2 separate regions of the Mus musculus genome follow, and region 1 is linked to region 2. The links are chromatin contacts, found by Hi-C in ENCODE. All regions are on one chromosome and are shown on one strand. Each heading gives the region's core, a stretch centred on a gene start or an enhancer-like site at or near the end of the contact. The rest is flanking DNA. Distances are from core to core; before and after follow the strand shown. Region 1 has its middle 13 kb from the start of Cst3. Region 2 holds the start of Napb (N-ethylmaleimide sensitive fusion protein attachment protein beta).

Region 1 (6,549 bases), core at 380-2,879, 160 kb before region 2:
ACGCAGAACAATGTCTACGGGGAACTAAACCTAAGGCGAGTTGATTTTTAAGACAAAGGATTCTAGTGAACTGCAATGAGAAACCCCCAGGGGAGTCTTGTATGGCCTGGTCTGGGAACAGAGTACAAGATAAGGATCAGGCAGCCAGGGATGGCCAATTTCAGCCCTTGTACTATGGCTGGTTGCTCTGCCAGTTTTTTACAGTGGAGCACAGATGGTCACCATGGTGGGGACAGCAAACAAGCCTCCTAAAATCATGGACATGGTATCCCTCCGTGTTTTGGACTATCCTCGTCTCTTTGTTTTATACGTCTAGACCTTAGATCCAAAGTCAGGACCTCTCACTGACAGCAAGACAAGTCAAACCTTAAGAGAAGCAGTTAGAGAAGGTAAAAACCAAACACAAAAAGAAAGTAGAAGGATTTTTCAAAAAGGACGACAGTTCAGAAGGGACAGAGAGCTCTCTAAAAGTAAACAACAAAACTATAGATAACAAGTATAGAGATAAAACTAAACAATTAGACTTGGCTAATGATCTATGTGATTGAGATTGCTTCATTGGAATGTTAGTAAAATATTTACAGGGCTACTCTGAACTAGCTAGTTTTCCCATGCTATATTGTTCCAAATGATACCAGGATTGCTGCATGGCAAATAACTGTAGTCTTCCGAATTGTCATTACTGACCAGTTTTGATGCATTGTTTTTGGGCTATCTTAATGACATGCAGGGATGTCCTGTATACAGTAGAGTAGCTTGTTAAAAGTACCAGTTACAGCCAAGGAAATGCATGTTTGGTACAAAGGACTCAATCCAGCCGAAGGCTCTTCTCACTGACCTTTAACAAAAACTAAACACCACCAACAAAAAAGTTAGAAAACAAAGAAACCAATAATCTTCCACAGGAAGCCTGCCAAACCTCTAAGGCAGGGATATAGTGCTTCCTGGTTTTGTGAGCCCTTGCTGCCATAGTTGTGGCACAGAGTAGTCCAGCAGCCAGCAGTATCAGAGTCAGCATCAGAAACCCAGATGCTATATCAGTACCACCTCAGAACTTAATTGTGGTAACTCCCCAGTTCAGATGATGTTTCCAGACTTGCATAGGGCTCTAGGTAAAGATGAGGATAGGGAACAGAGACTGGGAAGTGTCAGCAAGGAAGGGTAAAGGTGGGTTACACCGAGGATGCAAATACAGTTGGATACCAAGGATAGAATCTTATGTTCTACAGCATAATAGTGTGACTACATTTAAACACATATGTCTATATATGTGGATGGATAGATATGGATAGATGGATAATTGGTTAGATAGTTAGGTGATAGATGCATATATATAAACAAAATGTGATGTATACATTTATATATCACATTTTAAATGATATAGAAAAGCTTAAGCTTCCAAAAGCTTGCAAATATGTCACATTCAACACAATAACTAAAGATATAGAAAAGCCAATTACCATGATCTGATTACCATATATTACATACAAATATAAAATTATGGCACTACACACAGTTAATATGCTACATTGTGTCTTCTGGAAAAGCACTGGGTGAGGAACTGGTCCAGTCTCAGTTCAGCCCTGTGTGGCCAGAACCAAAAAAAGAAGAGTGCTAGACTTCTGCCAGTAGTGGGGAGAGGGAAGTTTGGCCCTTTTTCTAGTTCTAGGGGAAGAAGGGAATGACACTGGATAGAAACTATGATAAATCAACAGAAAAAGGGCAGCAGTGTGGGAATTCTCCCTCCTCGGTCCATGTTAACTAGAGAGGATGTACAGAGCCTGGAGGGATATGAAAAGCTTACTTCTACTAGCGTGGGATTAGAAGCAGAAGACAAACAAAACCTGTGTCCTATGCCACTGTAAGAAAGCTGGACATGCAGCCAGTTCCTGATGGATTCCTGGACCAGTTCTCAGTCCAGCTTCTGCAACCCTGGGAAGGCCACTTATGACAATTATAGATGCGGCTGCTTCTATGTTTAGCCAAGAAGCAAAGCCAATTAGTCTGGGATTGCTGCCCCTTCTTAATACAAGAGAGCTGGCTGACAGTGATGTCCTTTATTCTACCCTCTCTTGTTCCTCAGAGGAAAAATTAAGATTCAGAAAGAGACAAAGCTTTCATTCATCCTGGCCAGTTAATTAGGACTCAGTCTGACCAAGTGTTAAGAATTCAGAATGCTTAAGCAGCTTTCGAAAGTCTCCCGAGTCTTCTCCAATGAGCCAGGGAGTGTTTTCAGATGCGGCTTGAATGTTTTGTTTTAATACACTCTGTCAGATACAATCTCTATTCCCACTATACATCATCTGGTCAAATGTGTTTCTTGTTTCTTATTCTTGGAAGTGAAATTAATAATGGAAAGCAGAAAAAGATTTTTTTCAGTTTGGACACAGTGGGAGAGGGACAAAGAGATCCATTGACCACCACTCCCTATCCCCACCCCTGCACACACACACACACACACACACACACACACACATCTTCAAGATCCAGAAGTGAGATTAAAATTTAAATAGAGGGCCAAGGATATGTATATCTAAGCAGTCCTAATCTAGGTATGGTCTGCCCACCATTGATCTATTCCAGTCTAGACTTCAGTCTCATCCTGGAGGGTGGTCTGTCAAGATATTAGAACTATGTTAAATCTCTTTCCTAATTATAAGTTTTTCATCTATCTGGGCCTTTCCTTCTCCCAGCAGGAGATTACTGGAAGAAATCTCCATTTCTTTGGGGTCCATTGTTTCAATAGTCTCTTCGAATTGTCTTCATTTCTGCCTAGCCAGTTACAGGAACACAAAACTTGATCCTGTCTTGTTTCATTATTTTCCTCCCAGCTGTTTGGGATTAGAGTTGTTTAACACCCAGAAAAGCACATGTAAATCTAAGGTCTCACGGACAGTTTTTGAGAAAATTTGGCTCCAACTGGGATCTGTTGGGGTATTTCTCATTCACTGAGTCATGTGCCTGCGGGTCTTGGTCTCACAACGGTTCTTCACTTGCTGGGTTCCTTACCTAGGCCCTTGATCCTCCAAAAGGCATTGTGTTTGTCCTGGCGCACTTCCCATTTCCACAAAAAAGGAACAGAATCCATTTGCTTCCTTTTTCTGTCTGAACTGTTTAGAGAAGAGCTCTCTGCTTCCACACCTATGTCACCCAACCCTCTACCTTGGGACTGTTTAAGGACCAAAAGAGGAAACATAACAGGACCTGGACCACAATTTGAGAACTAGTAGACTGTACCAAATGTATTGATTCCCCAACCTCATCTTCTGCCTACCTCCTACCTCTTTCCTTTTCTTGTTACGTTTCTCTACCTTGAATCATTTCCTCATTGTTTCTCACAGCCACAGGATAAAAAGGAATTAGATTTCTTCAGCATCTGGTTTTGGGTCTTAGGAAAGACCTTCATTCATGTGGGATAACCCTTCTTGCCAAAGAACTTTTAGCCACACACCCCTACAGGCCCTTGAAGTTCATTCAGCCCAGAGCACATGAGTCAGATCAATCAGGGAATGAGTATGAAGACTTTTGCCTTGAAAGTCATAGGTCAGGTTCACTGGGAAAATGTCTCCTGTACCAATGCATTCAAGGCTATTTCTCACTTGTTCTTCTATGAGATTAACTGTATTCAGCTTTATAATGAGGTCCTTGATCCACTTGAGTTTTTGTGCAGGGGTGATAAATATGGATTTATTTGCATTCTTCTACATGCAGACATCCAGTTAGGCCAGCACCATTTGATGAAGATGTTTGATGTTTTCGATTGTATGGTTTTGGCTTCTTTGTCAAAAATCAAGTGTCCATGGATGTGTAGGTTTATTTCTGGGTCTTCGATTCTATTCCATTGATTGACCTGTCTGTCTCTGTGCCAATACCATGTAGTTTTTATTACTGTTGCTCTTTAGTACAGCTTGAGGTCAGGCATGGCGATTCCACCAGAGGTTCTTTTATCATTGAGAAGAGTTTTCAGGTGTTGAAGTGTTCTTGGATTTGGTTTGAGAGAATTTTGTTGAGGATTTGTGCATTGATGGTCATAAATGAAATTGGCCTGAAGTTCTCTTTCTCTGTTGAGTGTTTGTGTGGTTTAGGTATCGGGGTAATTATGGCCTTATTGAAGGAGTTAGGTAGTGTTCCTTCTGATTCTACTTTGTGGAATAATTTGGGGAGTATTGGTATTAGCCCTTCTTTGAAAGTCTGGTAGGAGCGACTCAACTCTTAGAAGTTGTAGTCTGTCCTTCAGTCTCTGCTCCATTCTTTGTCCCTGCATTTCCTTTAGACAGGAACAATTCTGTGTTAATATTTTTTGAGATGGGTGGATGGCCCCATTCCTCAACCGGGGGCTGTGCCTAACCTCTGGATATGTTCTCTACAGGTTCTCTCTCTCCTCTGGTGAGTATTTCAGCTAAATGCCATCCCTTTGGGTCCTGGGAGCCTCTTGCTTTCCTGGCATCTGGGACTTTCTAGAGACCATCCAAACACTGTCCCACCTAGGGATCCATTCCATCTGTAGACACCAAACCCAGACACTATTGCACTGATCCCAAGAGTGCATGATGTCTTGTATGGCTTTGCCAGAGCCTGACCAATACAGATGCAGATGCTCAAAACCAACCATCAGACTGAGCACAGGGATCCCAGTGGAAGGGTTAGGGGAAGGACTGAAGGAGCTGAAGAGGTTTGCAACCCCATAGGAAGGATGAGTGGATATGCTCCCGTATGGAAGCAGAAGGGAAGGGGAATAGGATGGGGGTTTTCAAAAGGGAAACCGAGAAGGAGGATAATATTTGAAATGTAAATAAATAAAATAACCAATAAAAAGAGAAAAGAAAAGAAGTTGTAATCTAACCTTAAGCATGCACCATGACACATGTGTGATCACTTGGTGCAATGCTATGCAAAGTAGTATACCTAATTTTCTTGACCACCCCAAAGGACCTAATTAACAGCCTCTTCTAGGAGTTACCATGCCTCAGTCACAGGACACAGTGTTTCTCAAGCACTAGTAAATAAACAAGATAGCCACAAAGCTACATCCACACAAAGAAAGCAAGAAAGCATGGGAAGAAAAGAAACTGAGGCAAAGTATTAGTCTTCTTTTTTATTTCTCCTTCAGCTCCCTCAAGCTAACTAAAAACAGCATGTAAGTATGATATATTCTTATATCCAAAACAAAAGCACCCTATGTTTTAATTTCATAATTTTATTTGACCCAGCACCTGGTCCACACTGTATCTGTCCTGCACCCTAAAAAGCACATTGCATTTTATACTCTTGCAGGTGAACACAGTGGCTGTTGTGAGCATCCAGGTGTTGTGCTGCTATGCAAAAGGTCACTAAGTCTTACTTGTCACCCCACTATGGACAGGGTAGATTCTGTCTGGAAAAGGATTAGTGTAACACCAATTCATCTTCGCAAAAAAAAAAAAAAAACCTTCTTTGGGGGGATAAATTCGATATCTATCAATAGTCACTTCTCCACAACTGGAAATGATTGGTGCTTCCTCTGGGACTCCTATTCTTCTACATCCCTGTCCTTACTGTCGTTTGCCTAGAGCCTTCTAACTTTTCAGTTTACCCTCTACAAGACTAACTCATGGTGACACAGTTTCTTTTGGTGAAGTCCTTGGGAAAAGAACGCTTGTGGGGGAGGACAAGAAATAGAGAAGAATGGCATTTCATCTCTTAATTGCTGGCACCTTAATTACCAGCTATTTCCAAACCAGTGTACACAGACCTGGACTCACCTGGAAAACTAGTCTAACCCCTTTCCAAACCTTTTTCATTCTAGTGATGAAATTGAATCATAGCCTTGTGCTTGCTCAGCAATTCCTGCTGGAGTATATCCCCAGTCTGTGGATTTCTGAGACAGGATCTTGCTATGTAGTCCATGCTAGCTTCAAACTCTTTGTTCTCATGTCTTCATGTTCAGAGCTCTGGGATTACACGTGTTTGTCACCATGCCAGGCTCTTTAGTTTCATTAATATAAATGTACTCTCTTTGATTTTCTTGGTCTGTTTGGGTATGACTATTGTTTAGTTGGGGGAGCACGTTTTGGTTTGAGTTGTTTAGTTTTTTCCTGGGGTTGGTTTGGTGTGTGTGTGTGTGTGTGTGTGTGTGTGTGTGTGTGTGTGTGACACACACACTGGATTTCTGCCTTAGTTTTGGTGACATTAAAAACAAATGCAAATAGCAAAGCATTGTGTTGCATGCCTTTAATCCTAGCAGCCCTGAGGCAGAAGGAGGTGGAATCTTTCCAAATTTTAGACCTGCCTGATGTCTATACTGAGTTCCAGGCCATTCAATGCTACATAGTATAATTTTATCTCAAGAATAAATAAATAAATAACAACTGTATCATTTGGGAGGCTGTGAGTAGCAGAAAGAATTCAAGGCTACCTGGGCAAACATCTTCTCAAACACAGAAACAACAAACTGAAATATACTAGTTTGTGGACATAAAAGCTTATGCAGCAATGAACATTATTTCTGGAGTCAAATATGAATGAGCATGTCCTAGGAATACAGATTCAGGTTACCTGACATATGATGTT
Region 2 (6,594 bases), core at 670-3,169:
ACTTCGGCCTTCATGTCCCCAGATGCCCACTTCTTTGTTCTTTGTTAATTCCCCCTCAATCCCTCCCTATTCCCCTCGATGTATGCTTTAAGAACCACTGTTTCTGCCTAATAAACTGAGACCTTGATAGGAATCCCTTCTTGGTCTCGGCTTCTCCTTTCTCTCCCTCCCATTTCCGCCCAGGTTTGCAGTCCCCCTCGAACCCACGAATAACTGAGTCCTGCTGGGTGGGATAACCTCTATGGACTGTTTGATATGGAGAGTGGGCCTTTAACCTTCTAATCTACTCTTCTTTGTATTCACTCAGCTTGAATGTATCCGGAATGTCCATTGAATAGGATGTGCCCAGAGCCACTGTAAGGTAGGTGCCACAGTCTGAATGAATGAGCATCCATTAAAGGCAGATGAGTGAAATGTCTGGTTTTTGAGGTGTGCTTTGGGAGAATGTATTCTGGTTCCTTTTCATCCAAAGCTTTAGAATTTAGAATGATTAACTCCAGAATAGGGTAGAGTGGAGATCTGGACACCAAAGACTAGTGGCAGAGGGATCAATATTTCTTGACTATCCTGCAGAGTTGTTCCATTCAGCCAGGGTTGGGAATTGCTCTGATCAACACACTGCTGCTGCCCATGATGCTTAGGAGTTGACTCAATCCACCAAATTCCCCAACTGACTCCTTTTCAAATGCCAATGTTGGTTCACTTTTTGCAATTTTTCTCTCTTCAATCCAACATCCACTGCCACCTCCAATTTCCTACCTCCGTCTACCCTCCTGCTCCAAACTTGCAAATCAGTTCTCCAAAGTGAAAAAAAAAACAACAACAAAAAAACAAGCTCATAGTAGTTGTAAAAAAAACTATGCACCAAGAGCCGATATTCCCCTCTATCTTGAGAGCATCCTGCTATGGTTGGATCATGCCACACTGTGACATCAGTTTTGGTAGCTTGTTTCCAGGAGTTTAAACGCTCTTGCTATGTTCTCTGAAAACAGGCTTCATTTTCTTAGACAAATTCTGCTTGCCAGTTCCTACAGCGTATTCATGAAGAGTTTTAAATCATCAGAAACTCTCATTTGGCAGTAATTCTATTTGCTGCACCACCTAAGAAGTAGCACTGCCAAGCATAAATGGTCTAGACATTGTATTAAAAAACACCTCCCTCTGGGACAGGCCTAGAAGTCACTGGCACAGGATTGCATCTATCTATGGATATTTAGTAGATTAGAAGTCTTCCTGGCAGACAGGAATTTTGTCAAGATCCACCCACTATAGCCAGCATTATGTAAAGCATAAGAGAGTTCACTGGCTTATAGCCATTTAATAGAATTCAGTCAATAACAAGAGTAGATTGTGCCTACAGGAAAGATATGCAATCCATTTTTAAACAAGAGGACCAAATGGAAAGTTGTAGTTTGGGGACGCTTAAAATCAACTCTGAATTTATATTGGGGATGATGATGCATTTTTAATGTCTTGCTGTCAGAAATTAAAAATAGCTCTTTAGGCCAGCTGTTGCTGCTTTTCTGGCAGAGTTGGGAGGTGGGGCACCACATGGTTGACTAAATTGAGCTGAACTGCTGCATTAGATTAAATTTTGCAGTATTGCTTGTAGAGTGTCTCTCTGTCTCCCTCTCTCTGTCTGTCTCTGTCTCTATCTCTGTCTCTCTCTCTCTTTCTTTCTCTCTCTCAACCTTGAAGTCTACCTCCAAGGGTCCAAGGCCCAAGACCCCTCCAGAAGGCCACGCCCCTTCCCCCTCCTCCAGGGAGTCCGGGAGAACGCCCGGCCCTGCCCAGCAGCCTGCTGGGAACTGTAGTTGTGGTCTCTGACAAACTGGCATTAAGGTGGAATGTAGGACTACAGATCCCGAAAGGCCACGCGTGCCGCGCCTGCGTGTCCGCACCTGCTGGAGGGAGGGCTAAGTCGTCCCGGGAGCCTAGCTAGTCAGCAGAGGAGGCTTTGGCTGCAGCGGGTGACATGGACAACGCAGGGAAGGAGCGAGAAGCGGTCCAGCTTATGGCGGAGGCCGAGAAGCGAGTGAAGGCTTCCCACTCTTTCCTCCGAGGGTTGTTCGGGTGAGCGCCAGAGGTCTTGCCCTTAGGGGTCTTGGTGCCCGATCCCCTGCCCAGCCGGCTGCCACCGCAGAGTACCCCGCGCAACTGCTTAGGGTTACGGGATTCCCAGTGGCCCACGCTCTGTTTTGGGTCCCGTAGCATCCAGGGCCTCATCGCATCCCTTGGGCCGTGTCTGGGGTGTCTCTCCAGTCAGCACACACTGCAAGCCCCAGAACCTTTTGGGGATCCTCAGGCCTTGGACACCCCTCACCCACACCCGGAGAACCTCTAGCTCACAATCCCCAGGCACCCTTAAACAACCCAGAACACCTACGCGTCCTCGGAGATCTCTGTGGTCCCCCAAGTCCCATGCGTCGCCAACGGTCCGGTGCTAGCTCCAGGGTCCGCGCCAAGCTGCCTCTTCAAGGATGCCACCCCTCCTGGTGGACCAGATTTATTCATTTCCCCTGGTTGGGCCCGTAAATCCCCCGGGGGAGCCAGGACTGTGAGGTTCTGGAATTCAACCTGGAGTTTGGCAGCAGCTGGTGGCTCGTGGGGAGCGCGAAGTCTGCGCCCCTGTATCCCGGGCACTTGCCCGCTGGCCTTGGCTCAAGGGCCTTGAAATCATATCCTCCTTGGTGTGTTTTTCATTTGCCAGAGTGACTTGTATCCGTAGTTCAGGCTTCCCGTTTGATGAACTGTATGTAACATTGCTCCTTTTTAAAGTCAGAGTATCCTTTGGGAATCCCGTGATTTTGTTAATTCTTACATATCTTGGTAGGGAAGGGTTTGGTTTACATTCTGAGCTTTCAAAAAGCAAAACCTGCCCTGAGAGCTTGTGGAAGAATTCTGGGCTGTTGATTATGCGAATGATTCAGCTGTTTATGACAGCGGTAGAAATTACGTGTGCCTCTTCTTTTTTTTCTCCCATTTGAAAGTGAAAGATCTGTACCAAGAACAGATTTTAATTATCGAGAGGGACTAGAGGTACATACTAAACTGCTGCATTGTGAGACGCAGTTTCTGTAAAAATTCAGTATAGACACTTAAGTGCTGAAAATGTACCCAGTGAACTTTGACTTTTATTTTTACTTCATTCATCTGACTACTAATTACATTAATTATTATATAATAGTTTAATTGAGCCCCATTATGTTTGCATCTCCAGGAAATGCTTAGAGTCACATTGATACAGTTTATGGTACCATGGTCTGCCAAGATAGAGAAGGAGACCATGCTTGGAGACCCCTAAGGGCATTTGTCTCTGCTAGTTCTTAAATTTCTCATGTAATATGAAGCTTGGAAGTGTAGGTGTAAGTTATAGATACTGCTTCCTCTTTCAAAGGGACAAGGAGCATTGCAAGTGCCAAAGACTAATTCTTGTCTGAGTCACAAAACACACACTGGATTGCATTCAGTCTGTGTGAAATTTAATGGCAGAGTAGCTCACCTTGGGAGATGATGTTAATACACATTCCACATCGGGATGTGCTTCCTTGAGCCAGTTATGGACATTTAATTTTGGTCAAGAGGAGCACTGTTTTGAGGAAACTATGTCAAATCTTGAGACACTCATCGGAAAGGATTTTGAGGAATCTTTATTTCTGAAGAAACATCTTTTGGGCCGTTGCTGCCCTGTCAGTGGCAGGCCAGGTAGGAAGACTTTCATTTCCCATCCACGCTCAGTTTGTGTGGAGTCACTTAGAAACAGCAGTCCAGGTTGTTACCGTGGGGTTTGGAAAAGGTTAGCTTTGCTTCTTTGGGCCTCAGTTTCTTCTGCTATAATCCAGTGTGTCTTGTGATTAATAATCAATGAGTTTATAAAATACTTAGACCTGTGGAGGTTGGAAATGGCTGTGGCATGATTATCCACATACTTATCAGAGCTGGCAGTCCCTCTTATCAAAGAAGCAGAAGGGCAGATGGATTGAGTTTTATGGGATTTCAGAGCCAAAAGTGTGGTCACTAGCTTAAATGAATAAATACCTTAAGAGTCTTAGCCAGGTTAAGTGTCCTTTGCACTCAGGACTGGGAGGTTTCTAGTCATATTTGGTTCTGAAAGCTTAGGAGAAGAATATGTAGAACTTCATATGATCCATTATAAGTATATAAGTATTTGAAACCCCAAACTAGACCTATTTCTCTTTTAGTTACAATGGTCCTGTGGGTGTGCTATTGCAAGCATCTGTCATCACCTTACACGTTGCCCTGCCCCACCCCTCTTTGGTTCTATCCCTCATTTACGGTAGTGTTATCCATCCCCATGTGAGACTCTCAAGTTAACAGGGAATTAATCATGGCAAGTATCATCGGCGCTCCTGCTTAAGAGATGGACAGGTGATGATTTAAGGATGTGTCAGACATTTAAAAAGGCATTTGGCTTAATGCAGATGTTTCACGTCACTGACTGTTAATCTCCTAACTGCAGATTAAAGCGGAGCTTGACTCCATCTCCTGTATCCCAAACACCGCTTTTGTGATATACTTTGTTCTCAGTATTGTTACATAACTCTGCCTTTCTGTTGTTGCTTTAGATGGAAATATGCGAGGAAATCCATGAGAGTGAGTCTATTGGAAGCTTCTTCAGCTTGGTAGCTGGAGGTTGAGGGAGGGAGGCGTGCATGAGTACAGTTATCCCCCCAGCGAAGCTGCTACAGCTTCCCTACAAGAAAACCATTTGAAAGGATGCAGACAAGCCTGCAACCAATGTTACTTCTGTTTGGTTTTCTGTCTTATTCCCGGTTAAAGAGTAACTGTTTTTGTCTGGGTTTTTTTTGTTTTTTGTTTTTTTTTTTTTTTTTTTTTGGTTTTGGTTTGTTTGTTTTCTTTGTAGCTGTGCCGTCAAATTAATTCTCACTTTTTCTGAAGAGCACAACAGTGTGTAAGACCACCACTGAAAAAGTCAAAGTTTCACTTAGTGCATTGCCAGAGTGGAGCTGTGGACATTTGTAGTTAATCAAAGTTTAATTTAGCATCTCCGAGAACGGCTAGAAGGATCTTTAGCTGCCCAGACTGACAATGGGATACTTTCCAAGTGCAAAGACCTCCTTGCTATCTCCATTTGTTACTAGGGGAACCTGCAGTGAGGGCACAGAGCACACTGAAGAAAGCCGTACTTACTGAATGATAGGAAAGTGTTTCTGAGCTTCCTTCCTTTGTTTGTTTGTTTGCAGTGCTAGGGATGCAACCCCAGGCCTTGTACATTGTTAGGCAAACGTTTATCCTGCCACTGAGATATATTCTCAACCCCCTGATGGTTCCTTTTCAATGTTCCTTCATCTCAGGGTTAATAAACGAGGTGGTCTCGGTGTAAATTTAATGAAGGATCCTTTTGGATTACTGCAACTAAACATGGGTCTACTTCATGTCTGTCTGTGAAGATTCAGATATTTCTTAGATACTATAGACTAGATCCATATTGTTCCCTTGTTTTTATTTCAGTGAAGATTGCGTTTCCATGTTTAGCACAGTCATGTGATAGCTTTGAGAGAGAGCATTTACATCTTTCTCAGTTATGATTAATACTTAAATGTAAATTCAGTTTTTTTTTTAAAGTCATTAATCATCTGGATGTGGTGACACACACCTTAAATACTAGCATTCGGGAAGCAGAGGCAGGTAGATCTGTGTGAGTTCAAGGCCAGCCTAGTCTACATAGTGAATCCCAGGACAGCCAGGGCTATGTAGAGAAATATCTCAAAAACAAAACAAAAGCCAAACAAAACAAAAAGAATAGGAAAAATAATACCAAAAAAAAAAAAAAAATCATGAATGTGCTCACCCAGTAATCTAGAGGCTGAAGCTGGAGGATCTTGGGTTTCATGTCAGCCTGTCTCAAAAACAGGAGAGTAAATGTAGACTCGGTTACTTACGAAGATGAACTTACAGTGTAAGACATATGAGCGTGTTTATGTATACTTCTTATAACTTAAGAACTAAGATATGGATATGGATAATTGTTTATAGAAAAATAATAATACATGTCATTTAAATCTGTAATTCTGGGATTTTGTACTTCTGATTTTTTTTCAACTATTTTTTATTTCATGAGAATTATTCATGACACTTATGATTACAAATAATTCCTGGTTGATTGTTTATGTCAACCTGACACAAGCTAGAGTTATCTGGGAAGATGACTGCAGTTGAGAAAATGTTTCCCTAGATTGGTCTGTAGGCATTTTCCTGATTTAATTGTTAATGCAGAGTGGGAGGGTACAGCCCACAGGACTCTGTCCTAAGCTAGATAAGAAAGCAGGCTGGGTAAGCCGTGAAGAACAAGCCAGTAAGCAGTCTTCTTCCATGGTTTTGCTTCGAGTTCTGCCTCCAGGTTCCTGCCTTGGCTTCCATCACTGAACTAGGACCTGGGACGTGTAAGCCAAATAAACCTTTCCCATCTTAGAGTTGATTTTGATCACTGTGTCTTCTCACAGCAATAGAAACTCTAAGACCGCTCCCCGCCCCCAAACTGGCATTTTTTTTTTTTAAACAGCAAAAAAAAAAAAAAATGGGGTAAACCACAGGTGTCCATGTCACCAGATC

The links. A loop is a pair of places that touch in the nucleus more often than their neighbours do.
Region 1: a loop to region 2 is called in a map of Patski, with 2.2 times the contacts of the local background. The contact joins the enhancer-like site here to the promoter of Napb in region 2. A Hi-C loop is called at or near these places in 2 of 37 maps with a recorded cell type or tissue (Patski and left cerebral cortex).

Annotation. Positions count from the first base shown.
Region 1 is chr2:148,885,696-148,892,244 of GRCm38, reverse strand. No RefSeq gene overlaps it. Among named protein-coding and RNA genes, the nearest start is that of Cst3, 13 kb to the right of the region's middle. Within about 2 kb of position 1,629, at least 1 of the 3 ENCODE cell types and tissues checked has a DNase peak (open chromatin) inside an H3K27ac peak, as active enhancers do.
Region 2 is chr2:148,727,745-148,734,338 of GRCm38, reverse strand. Napb (N-ethylmaleimide sensitive fusion protein attachment protein beta) reads left to right here and starts at 1,919. Exons shown (of 11, transcript NM_019632.3): 1 at 1,919-2,073. The coding sequence starts at 1,976.